Linked DNA regions of Homo sapiens: region 1 is linked to region 2. Evidence: read pairs that join two places in POLR2A ChIA-PET (ENCODE). Cell type or tissue: PC-3. All regions are shown on one strand.

The links. Peaks named below come from ENCODE experiments on the same cell type or tissue, not always from the same donor. Only the 100,000 strongest peaks of a DNase experiment are listed, where the experiment ranks them.
Region 1: POLR2A ChIA-PET joins it to region 2 with 5 read pairs; 3 of 35 experiments call an interaction of 5 or more read pairs at or near these places.

The regions. Positions count from the first base shown.
Region 1 is chrX:9,696,855-9,701,854 of GRCh38, forward strand. TBL1X (transducin beta like 1 X-linked) reads left to right here. Exons shown (of 18, transcript NM_005647.4): 12 at 515-575. Among named protein-coding and RNA genes, the nearest start is that of GPR143, 66 kb to the right of the region's middle. In PC-3, no CTCF peak of the experiment used is centred here; no DNase peak of the experiment used is centred here.
Region 2 is chrX:9,318,777-9,323,776 of GRCh38, forward strand. No RefSeq gene overlaps it. Among named protein-coding and RNA genes, the nearest start is that of TBL1X, 140 kb to the right of the region's middle. In PC-3, no CTCF peak of the experiment used is centred here; a DNase peak (open chromatin) is centred at 2,475; H3K4me3 peaks cover 394 bases; H3K27ac peaks cover 1,512 bases.

The DNA of each region.
Region 1 (5,000 bases), 380 kb after region 2:
CCTAGTTTCCATTATCGGAATGCTGAGCATGTGGGAGTTATTTATATCCTGCTGCTCAGGGTCATCGCCAAGGTCTGATTGCAGAAATTCAAAAAGTTGCAACCTCAGGCATAAATGAGTTAAGGGAGATGCCAGCATATGTGGCTGATAGGTTCATCAAATGTGGCCGTCCAGATTGCTGAGTTTAAAACATGCTGTACTTTAATGATGTGGTATGGGAGAAAAAGAAGGCAAATATCCCAGTAAGGTTTTGATACTGATTACATGTTGAAATGGTAATATTTGGGGGCATGTTGGAGTTAAATATAATAGATTGCTAATGAATTTTACCAGTTTCTTTCTTCTTAATGTGGATCCCAGAAAATTGAAACTAGCCCATAAGGCTCACTCTCTATCTCTATTGGACAGTGCCGGTTTATAAGGAGAAGGGCTGTCTTTTCTTGTATGATAAATGTTTCCAGAGAAAACTTTGCCAGAATAGTTACTAACTTTTTCCTTTGTTTGCGGAACACAGACAACAATAATTTGGGATGCCCACACAGGAGAAGCCAAACAGCAGTTTCCTTTTCATTCAGGTGAGTTTTTTGTTGTTGTTGTTGTTGTTTGTTTTTTTGTAATTCAAAAATAATAATTCAGGTCGAGCCCAGTGGCTTACGCCTGTAATCCCAGCACTTTGGGAAGCCGAAGCAGGTGGATTGCATGAGGTCAGGAGTTCAAGACCAGCCTGGGCAACATGGCAAAACCCATCACTACAAAAAATACGATAACTAGCCAGGCGTGGTGGTCCACACCTGTAGTCCCAGCCACTTGGGAGGTTGAGGTAGGAGGATGGCTTGAGCCCAGGAGATGGAGTTTGCGGTGAGCCAAGATTGCGCTACTGCACTCCATCCTGGGCGACAGAGCCAGACCGTGTCTCAAAAACTACTAATAATAATAATCCAAAATTAGGCTGGGCACTGTGGCTGATGCCTGTAATTCCAGCACTTCGGAAGGCTGAGACAGGAGGGTCACTTGAGCCCAGGGGTTCTAGACCAGCCTGGACAACAAAGCAAGACCCCGTTTCTACAAAAAATATAAAACATTAGTCGGGTGTTGTGGTACACACCTCTAGTTTTAGCTACCCAGGAAGCTGAGGCAGGAGGATTGCTTGAGCCAGGAAATCAAGGTTGCAGTGAGCTGTGATTGCACCACTGTATTCCAGCCTAGGTGACAGAATGAGATCCTGAGATGCCCCTTAAAGTAACTGAATGCGCCGAGTATGGAGCCCAGGAGGCCTCATTGGTCAGAAGGAGACCCATTTTGTGGCAAGCATTGATTGCTCTTAAGGTTTGCAAGATAGAGATGACCTCGGCACCCACCTGCTCAGAGCTCTGAAACACAGCAGTGAGCCAGCCACAGAAGCAGTGCGGGCTCCTTTCTCTTGCTGTTCTAAAGGGATGCTGTTTTGGGGGCTCCCTGAAACCACTCCCAGGATTGGTGGTTTGCTGCGAGGACCCCCAGGACTCAACATACTCACAGCTAAGATTTCTAACAGCACAAGAATTTAGTGCAACATTAGCAAAGGGAAACGGTGCACACGGCCAAATCCAGAGCTTCGAAGGCTCCTCTCCCAGTGGACTCTCACAGGCCATGCTGAATTCTTCCAGGAATAAGTTGTAACTATGCCTGTGAAGTGTTTTATACCAGGGAAGCTCCATAGAGTCTCAGTGCCCAGAGTTTTTATTGGGGGTTGGCCGTGTAAGCACCCAGTGCCTAGTACAAGCCAAAACTGCAGACCCCCAGAAGGAAAGCAGGGGCACAGCATAAACACACTGTTTGCACAAACAAGTGTTAGCAGAGTGAGCCGCTTGCGTCTGTTAGGGGAGGGTGGGAACTCTCCGGAAATCTAAAATCTCAGTCGCTAGCCAAGGGCCGGCCTTGCAAGCAAGCCTCTGTAGGGAGATCAGCCTCGGGCCTGTGGTGTTAGCACCTTCCTACACAGATGTGTGGCCGCTGCTCTGGAGCCAACTACATCCCTTTGTGCACTGGAGCCAGGCCAGGCCACATGCGTTACCCAGGGCTCTGGAGTCTGTAGAGATTCCGATTTTCCAGATTCCCACCTGATTCTTCGTGGGTCGTTTTGGGTTTTTTTGTTTGTTTGTTTGGAGACAGAGTTTTACTCTGTCACCCAGGTTGGAGTGCAGTGGTGCGATCTCAGCTCATTGCAGCCTCCGCCTCCCATGCTCAAGCGATTCTCCTGCCTCAGCCTCCCGAGTAGCTGGGATTACAGGCATGCACCACCAAGCCCAGCTAATTTTTGTATTTTTAGTAGAAACGGGGTTTCGCCATGTTGGCCAGGCTGGTCTCAAACTCCTGACCTCAAGTGATCTGCCCACCTCGGTCTTCCAAAATGATTCTTCATTTTCTTTCCCACCTCCCTCCTCTGTGTAACTCAGTCCTGATGTTAGACGTGGCCTCTTAAAACAAAGACAGATGGCCACCCGCAGAGCTAATAGACTATTGGAAGTCTTTAGACTGGCTTAAAGTGGACAGAAGTGGGTAGGTGCCACTTCCCTTAAGGGCAAATGTCTGATCCGTCTTGAAGGAATCCCTAAATATGTGGGACGAAAGTTAACTATTCTATCAGCTGTCCCTGGGGCATTGTCCAGGAGGAGATCTGAGTGTCTTTCTTGTCATGCAGCTTGGGGTGCTTAAATGATGTTCTGAATGGGAGGGCTAACTGCAACAACCATCCAAGGCAGAACAGCCATCGGCGCCTGGGGAGGGCTCCAGGCAGGGGACATGGGCCCTGCAGGAAACAAGACCATGAACCGAAGGTCCCGTCGAGGCACGATTGTGTTAGATGCATAGGCACCCACGTCTGTTATATTCCATGCAGTACTTCAGCAGGGACTCCTCATACAGGCAGCTCAGAGAGTGAGGGAGACTCAGGGAGGACGCTGTTTCTGCTCTGCTGCCCTGGAGAGGGAGAGCCACTCCTGCACAGCTTGGGACCCACACCAAACACACCTCTCAGGGTTGCCGGTGAAATTTGTTACTGGTGTTGCTTTAATTGACACTGTTGATGAAGGTGCTGAGCATACGAGAGACAAAAGGCTCCCAATGCAGGTAGCACGTGTACTAGGTCCTCCAGAAAGTGTTCTTCACCCCAAAGGGAAACCCTGTACCCATTCCATCTTTCCCTGGCAACTCCACCTACAGCCTGTGATCTGTGTGTCATCTCCATGCCAGACACTTGCTACTCTGTGCTCTAGACTGCAAATCAAAGCAGGTGGCTAGTGAGAATAGCCTTCCTAATGGAGTTCCGTCACGTTTGGCTTAAGTGCCAAAACCTACCTTTGTAGGCAGGAAGGATGCTATGACAGGTTCACAGCCCTAGACACGCAGACCCCGGGGGGTGAGGCAGGGATGTCTAATGCAGAAAGCTCTGGCTTCTGTTTTTCAGAGAAAAATATGCCCGAGGTAAACATCAATAAGGTTCCTCTAACACTTGTGTCTTAAGAATTCATCTGTAAAGTATTTCAGCAGAAAATAATCTTTCCCAAAGTGTCCCCAGGCCCTATGGAAGGGTTTCCTACCCAGCTGACCCAGGAAGACCACAAACCACATTGTTCTGAATTGCGTGAGCTTCTCACCTGTGATCTGGCTGGCCATGAGGTAGACCCAATTCCCGTCGGCAGGTCAGACATATCTAGGCGTTACTTGCTCTCTTTTTGGTGTCAATCAGTGTGTTAAAGAACGTTCAAAATGAAGAGAAAGAAGCTCGCTCTTCCAGGTGAAACGCAGCTGGGAAGAGCTGTGAGGAGCGCCTTTCTGTGGCTGTGGCAGGTTTGGTGTTTAATGGGGCGATAGGAGACATTGCCTTGCCCCACTAGCTTTTCCCCAGTAACACCTCGTGGGGGCGCCCTTGGTCACCGTCGGCAGGAAGCCTTAGCTCAGAGCCTCGTGGTGGAGTGAAACTCGGCCGCAGAAAGGAATGAACTATTGATGCACGACAGCCAGGAGAGATCTCAAGGGCATTTTGCCGAGTGACAAAAGCCAGTCTCAGAAGGTTGCATGCTCTGTGCTTTCATTGATGTAACGTTCTCATAATGCTAAAATGCTAGAAACCTGGGACCCGTCAGTGCTGTGGGAGTTGAGGGAGCATGTGAGGAGGTTGTGTGCCGATACAGTAGCTGAGGGAGATCTTAGTGGCGACGGAACACTTCTGGGTCTCAGTTGCAGCGATACACATCTACCCATGTGATAAAATGACAGCACTCTACAGGCAAATTGCACCAGTGTCAGCTTGCCAGCGTCGATACAACGCTACGGCTACGCGAAATGTAACCCTCAGGAGAACCTGGGTGAAGGAGACACAGGACCTCTCTGTGTTACCTTTGCAGCTTCCTGTAAATCTCTAAGTATTTCAAAAGGAAACTGACTGGCTGGGCCCAGAAGAATGAGGGCTATTGAACCAAACTGGCCTATGCATGGGAGGGAGGGCACAGAGGCCCCCAGTGTAGCTCAGCCCTCTTACCGGCCATTCACCCACATGGTTCCAAGCATTGTGGCTGCAGGAGCTGACTCAGAGTGGGGCTAACCACCTGAGCACGGGGGAGCCTCTCTTTAGATCAGGAATGTCCAGTCTTTTGGTTTCCCTGGGCCACATTGAAAGAAGAATTGTCTTGGGCCACACATAAAATACGCTAACACTAACAATAGCTTGATGAGCTAAAAAAAAAAAAAAAAAAAAAAAAAAAGAAGAAGAAAAAGAAAACAACTCTTAATGTTTTGAGAGAGTTTACAGATTTGTGTTGGGCCACATTCAAAGCCATCCTGGACCGCGGGTTGAACCAGCTTGCTTTAGATGGAGGAGTCATCAGATGCTGGTCGCCATCTCTTGGACCGCTCACCAGATTGTCACATTTCCAGGTATATTAATCACATGCCGAAATGCAGAGGCTGGACCAGAAGTTTGCTGTTTAGCTCAGGCGATGTTGTAAACGAGAACGAAGAAA
Region 2 (5,000 bases):
TCCAGGTGGGGTCTCCCTCGTAGGCCCCCGATGAGTGCAAGCCATTCCGGCTGCTTTCTGCCTCTGGGCCAACAGACAGGAGTCTTTTCTGGCAGCACCCAGGAACGAATAAGGCCTTCCTTTCTCCTTGCCTTTGCGGCAGGTGTCGGTCTCTGGATGCATGAACGGGACCAGCAGGGATGGAAGAGGCTTTGGCTGGGATCCAGCTAATTCACATGTCAGGTACAAAAATGGGAGAGAATGAATTCCCCAGCAGGGAATCGGGGTTCTGTCGAGCAGAGTAGTGGGAAACCTCTGCAGAAAATGTGAACGCCAAACGTACAATCTGCCGCGTATACGTAATGATTGCAAATGTCAAAAACCTAAAGTCAGTGTTAACATTGAGCAAAATGTTACTTTTCTAAAATCATTTCTTATCTCAAATTGTGGCTCCCTCAATTTTTTAAGGACAATGGAAATTTTTTATGTCTCCATTATGGTAGTAACTCCATGACTGTTTGAATTGGTCAAAATTCATAGAACTTCAGCAAAGTCTAGAGACCTTATGTAAAGGTCTAGATAATAAATATTTTCGAGATTGAGGGCCAAGACTGTTGCAATTACTCCAGCTTGCACTTGCAACAGCAAGCAAAGCAGCCATACGCAATACGTAAATGAATAGAAATGGCTATATTACCAGAAAACTTATTAAAAAAAAAAGTCAATAGGCTGAATGGGACCCCTGAATTGCACGCAGCCTGAGGAGCCCTGAACTTAAAATATATGAATTTTACTATAGTTAATTAAACCTCAATAAATAAACAGAATAAAGGAAGACAAAGGAAAAATAAATGCTGTAGGGGAGAAAACTGTAATTCCTTCAACTTAACCTGAAGTGAAATGTCATCAAGAAAACAGGGGCTGAGTGCAGTGGTTCACGCCTGTAATCCCATAACTTTGGGAGGTTAAGGCAGGAAGATCACTTGAGGTCAGGAATTCCAGGATCCAGTGATCCATGATCACACCATTGCACTCCAGCCTGGGCAACAGAGCAAGACTGTGTCTCTAAAAAATAAATACATAAATAAATAATAAAAAGACAACAGAGGTACAGTACTCCCCCCTTATCTGCTGTTTTGCCTTCCGAGTTTTCAGTTACCTGAAATCAACCACAGCCCAAAAATACTCCATGTAAAGTTCCAGAAATAAACAATCCCTAAGTTGTAAATTGCCTGCCATTCTGAGCAATGTGATGAAATCTCTCACTACCCTGCTCCATCTTGCCTGGGATGTGAATCTCCCCTTTGTCTAGTTGGTGATCCGACCAACTGTCTCGGTGTCACGGTGCTTATTTTACCTAATAATGACCCCAAAGCACAAGAGGAGTGATGTTGTCCATTTGGCTATGGACAGCATAAGAGAAGCCATAATGTGCCCCCTTTAAGTGAAATGGTAAAAGTTCTCAGCTTCATAAGAAAAGGAAAAAAAATCTTATGCCAGACTTGCTAAGATCTACAGTAAGAGCAAACCTTCCATTGGTAAAATTGTGAAGAAGGAAGAAGAAATTCATGCCAGTTTTGCTGTCACATCTCAAACTGCAAAGGTTGTGGCCACAGTGTGTGATAAGTGCTTAGTTAAGATGCAAAAGGCATTAAATTTGTGGGTGGAAGACCTGAACAAAAATGTGTTACAGCCCAGGTGTGGTGGATCATGCCTTTAATCCCAGCACTTTGGGAGGCCAAGGCAGGAGGATAGCCCAAGCCCAGGATTTTGAGACCAGCCTGAGTAACATACTGAGACTCCCCATCTGAAATACATATATATTAAAAAAAAATTTTTTTTTGAGATGGAGTCTCACTCTGTCACCCAGGCTGGAGTGTAGTGGTGCGATCTTGGCTGACTGCAACCTCTGCCTCCCAGTTCAAGCGATTCTCCTGCCTCAGCCTCCTAAGTAGATGGGATTCCAGGTGCCTGCCACCACGCCTGGCTAATTTTTGGTATTTTTAGTAGAGACAGGGTTTCACCATGTTATTCAGGTTGGTCTTGAACTCCTGACCTCAGATGATGTGCCCACCTTGGCCTCCCAAAGTGCTGGGATTACAGGCGTGAGCCACCGCCCCTGGCCCATATTGTTTTTAATTTAAAAAATAATAAGAAGGATGTGTTCTGACTGACAGCAATCTGGTCCAGTGCTATCAGCGGTTTCAGGCATCCAGTGGGGGTTTCAGAATGTACCCCCTGCAGATAAAGGGGCACTACTAAAGTTTTGTTTGTGAGAGGGATTTCCTGACGGTCGCTGTGCAAAGGCTGAGCCAGAAGATTTACGAAAGTTAAACAAAGAGTGTTTAACTTGGCTTTTGAAGACATTTTATTGACTCACTTGGTAAACTCACTAAGAAGTCGAGTACCCACCTCTGTTCTTGACAAAGGCATCTGCAGCAGGCTGTGTTCACATCACCACTCCAAAACTGAGTTTCGTTAGGTTTTTGTTTGATTGTTTTTTCCTAGCGGGATGACTTTAAGAGTCATCATTTTGTGCTTCTGGTTCTTTATTGTTTGCTCTTTTACAGCATAGCAATCTTCATTGGACAGAGATTGTGAAGGAGACCCAGTCATTTCTTCCCTTACTCCAAATAATGGCACGAACAACGCAGCTCCAAGGCTATGAGTCCATCCAAATTGAATGGAAAGTCAAACTTTTGGGACCCAGAAAGTGAATACTCTCAAGAAGGAAAGTGGGGCCTGGCACGGTGGCTCACGCCTGTAATTCCAGCACTCTGGGAGGCCAAGGCGGGTGGATCACTTGAAGTCGGGAGTTCCAGACCAGCCTGGCCAACATGGTGAAACCTCGTCTCTACAAAAATACAAAAATTAGCCGAGCATGATGGCGGGTGCCTGTAATCCCAGCTACCCAGGAGGCTGAGGCGGGAGAATCGCTTGAACCCGGGAGGCGGAGCTTGCAGTGTGCTGAGATAGGGCCACTGCACTCCAGCCTGGGCGACAGAGCGAGACTCCGTCTCCAAAAAAAAAAAAAAAAGAAGAAGAAGAAGAAGGAAAGGGCAGGGGGCGGGGAAGGGCGAAGGGAAAGCAGGAGAGTTCAAAATCAGAGCTCATCAGGCAGCATTCAAGCATCCAAGTTGACGTACGCAAAGTGATAAAGGGGTGTTACTGTGCGCGCGGAAATGCAGGTTTTATACAAGATTCACAATCAACCTCTGTCATCTGGATTTTTTAAGCTGAAGAACAGATAAAGAATCAAGGTGTTCACCTCATCTTTAAGTAGAAGAAATAGACTTTTAAATCAAAGGTAGCTGATGTGCAGCTCGATCAGCTGGAATTTTTCACGATGTGCCTTCCTCCACACAAATATCAAGCCCTCAGAGCATGTATATTAAGGAGCAACAGTCATGTTAGGCATGGCTCCCGGAAGACAAATAAGACATGCGCCCTTAAATAACTGAGAGTCCAGTTGGGAAGACAGATGCATACACAAATATTTAAGAAAATCTGTGTTCTAATAGAGTCTCTCTAAATACTTTAGCAACTCTAAGCCAATTTAATTTACAAGAGGTAGGCAGGGCGTGGTGGCTCATGCCTGTAATCCCAACACTTCGGGAGTCCGAGGCAGGTGGATCACCTGAACTCAGGAGTTCAAGATCAGCCTGGCCAACATGGTGAAACCCCATCTCCACTAAAAATACAAAAACTTAGCCAGGTGTGGTGGTGGTGCCTATAATCCCAGCTACTCTGGAGGCTGAGGCAGGAGAATTGCTTGAACCAGGCAGGCGGAGGTTGCAGTGAGCCGAGATCACGCCACTGCACTCCAGCCTGGGCAACAGAGTGAGACTCTGTCTCAAAAAAATAATAACAATAATAATAATTTATAAGAGATGATATTAAACATGAAAGTAATATTTCCCTTTGAATAGATACCACTAACATATATAAGAAGAGTTGTGTAAGAACAAAACTGATATATCATTCATTTCCCCCCTCATAAACCTTATGCTACTAAGGGTAGGGGTGCAGAATTTTATTTCTTTAAAAAATGCTAATAAAGCAGAAGGGTTTTTTTAGTTGTTTTGTTTTGGTTTGAGACAGGGTCTCACTTTGTCACGCCGGATGGCACTAACATGGCTCACTGCAGCCTCGACCTCCCAGGCTCAAGTGATCCTCCTGCCTCAGCCCCACCAAGTAGTTGGCACTACAGGCATGCACCACCATGCCCAGATAATTTTTTATTTTTTTGTAGAGATGAGGTTTTGCCATGTTACCCAGGCTAATCTCCAACTCCTGACCTCAAATGATCCACCTGCCAGGCCTCCCAAATTGCTGGGATTACAGGCGTTAGCCACCGCCCCTGGCCCAGAAGGTTTATTTTAGCCTGATTGCTCTTTGTGTGTTTCTTTGGATTTTGCTAAGGAACTTGAAGTTAATATTACTAAGAGGGATTAGAAATAAAGTTAAGCTAAAACAGATCATCAGAGTTAACTTTAGTCATAATCCTGGTCTTAACAACTATAGAAAGTTTTAAAGACAAAATTGTGATATGGTTGAGACTACCAAGCCATGAAGCTAAACTTAGGTTGAAAGCAGAAGGTCACATTTTCCATTGAGTCATTCCCTAGAATCAGACATAAATATCCCCGACACTCTTTGCACTGGACACAAAATGGATAAGTCAAGAATGTCTCCGACAATTGATTACACTCACTGCAAGTTTATTTTGGAATGTGCCACCTCATATAAGGAGTTTTCCAATTGTAAAGACACCTCGGAATGATCACCAAAGGTGTTTGTTTGTTTCCTGGGTACCACCCCGTAGAGAGCTTGGTTCAGGAGACTAGCATGGGCCCAGGAATTCGCTCATTCCACAACCTGTATCACACTCCTAGTGTCACCAGGAGGGAACCATGAGCTACAGAGGCAGTAACCGGCATGTGTAATCAATATGCCAGATGGAGTTAAATTTCATCAATGCTATGGCTGCTTTTCCATTAATTTTGTCACTAAGATTGTAT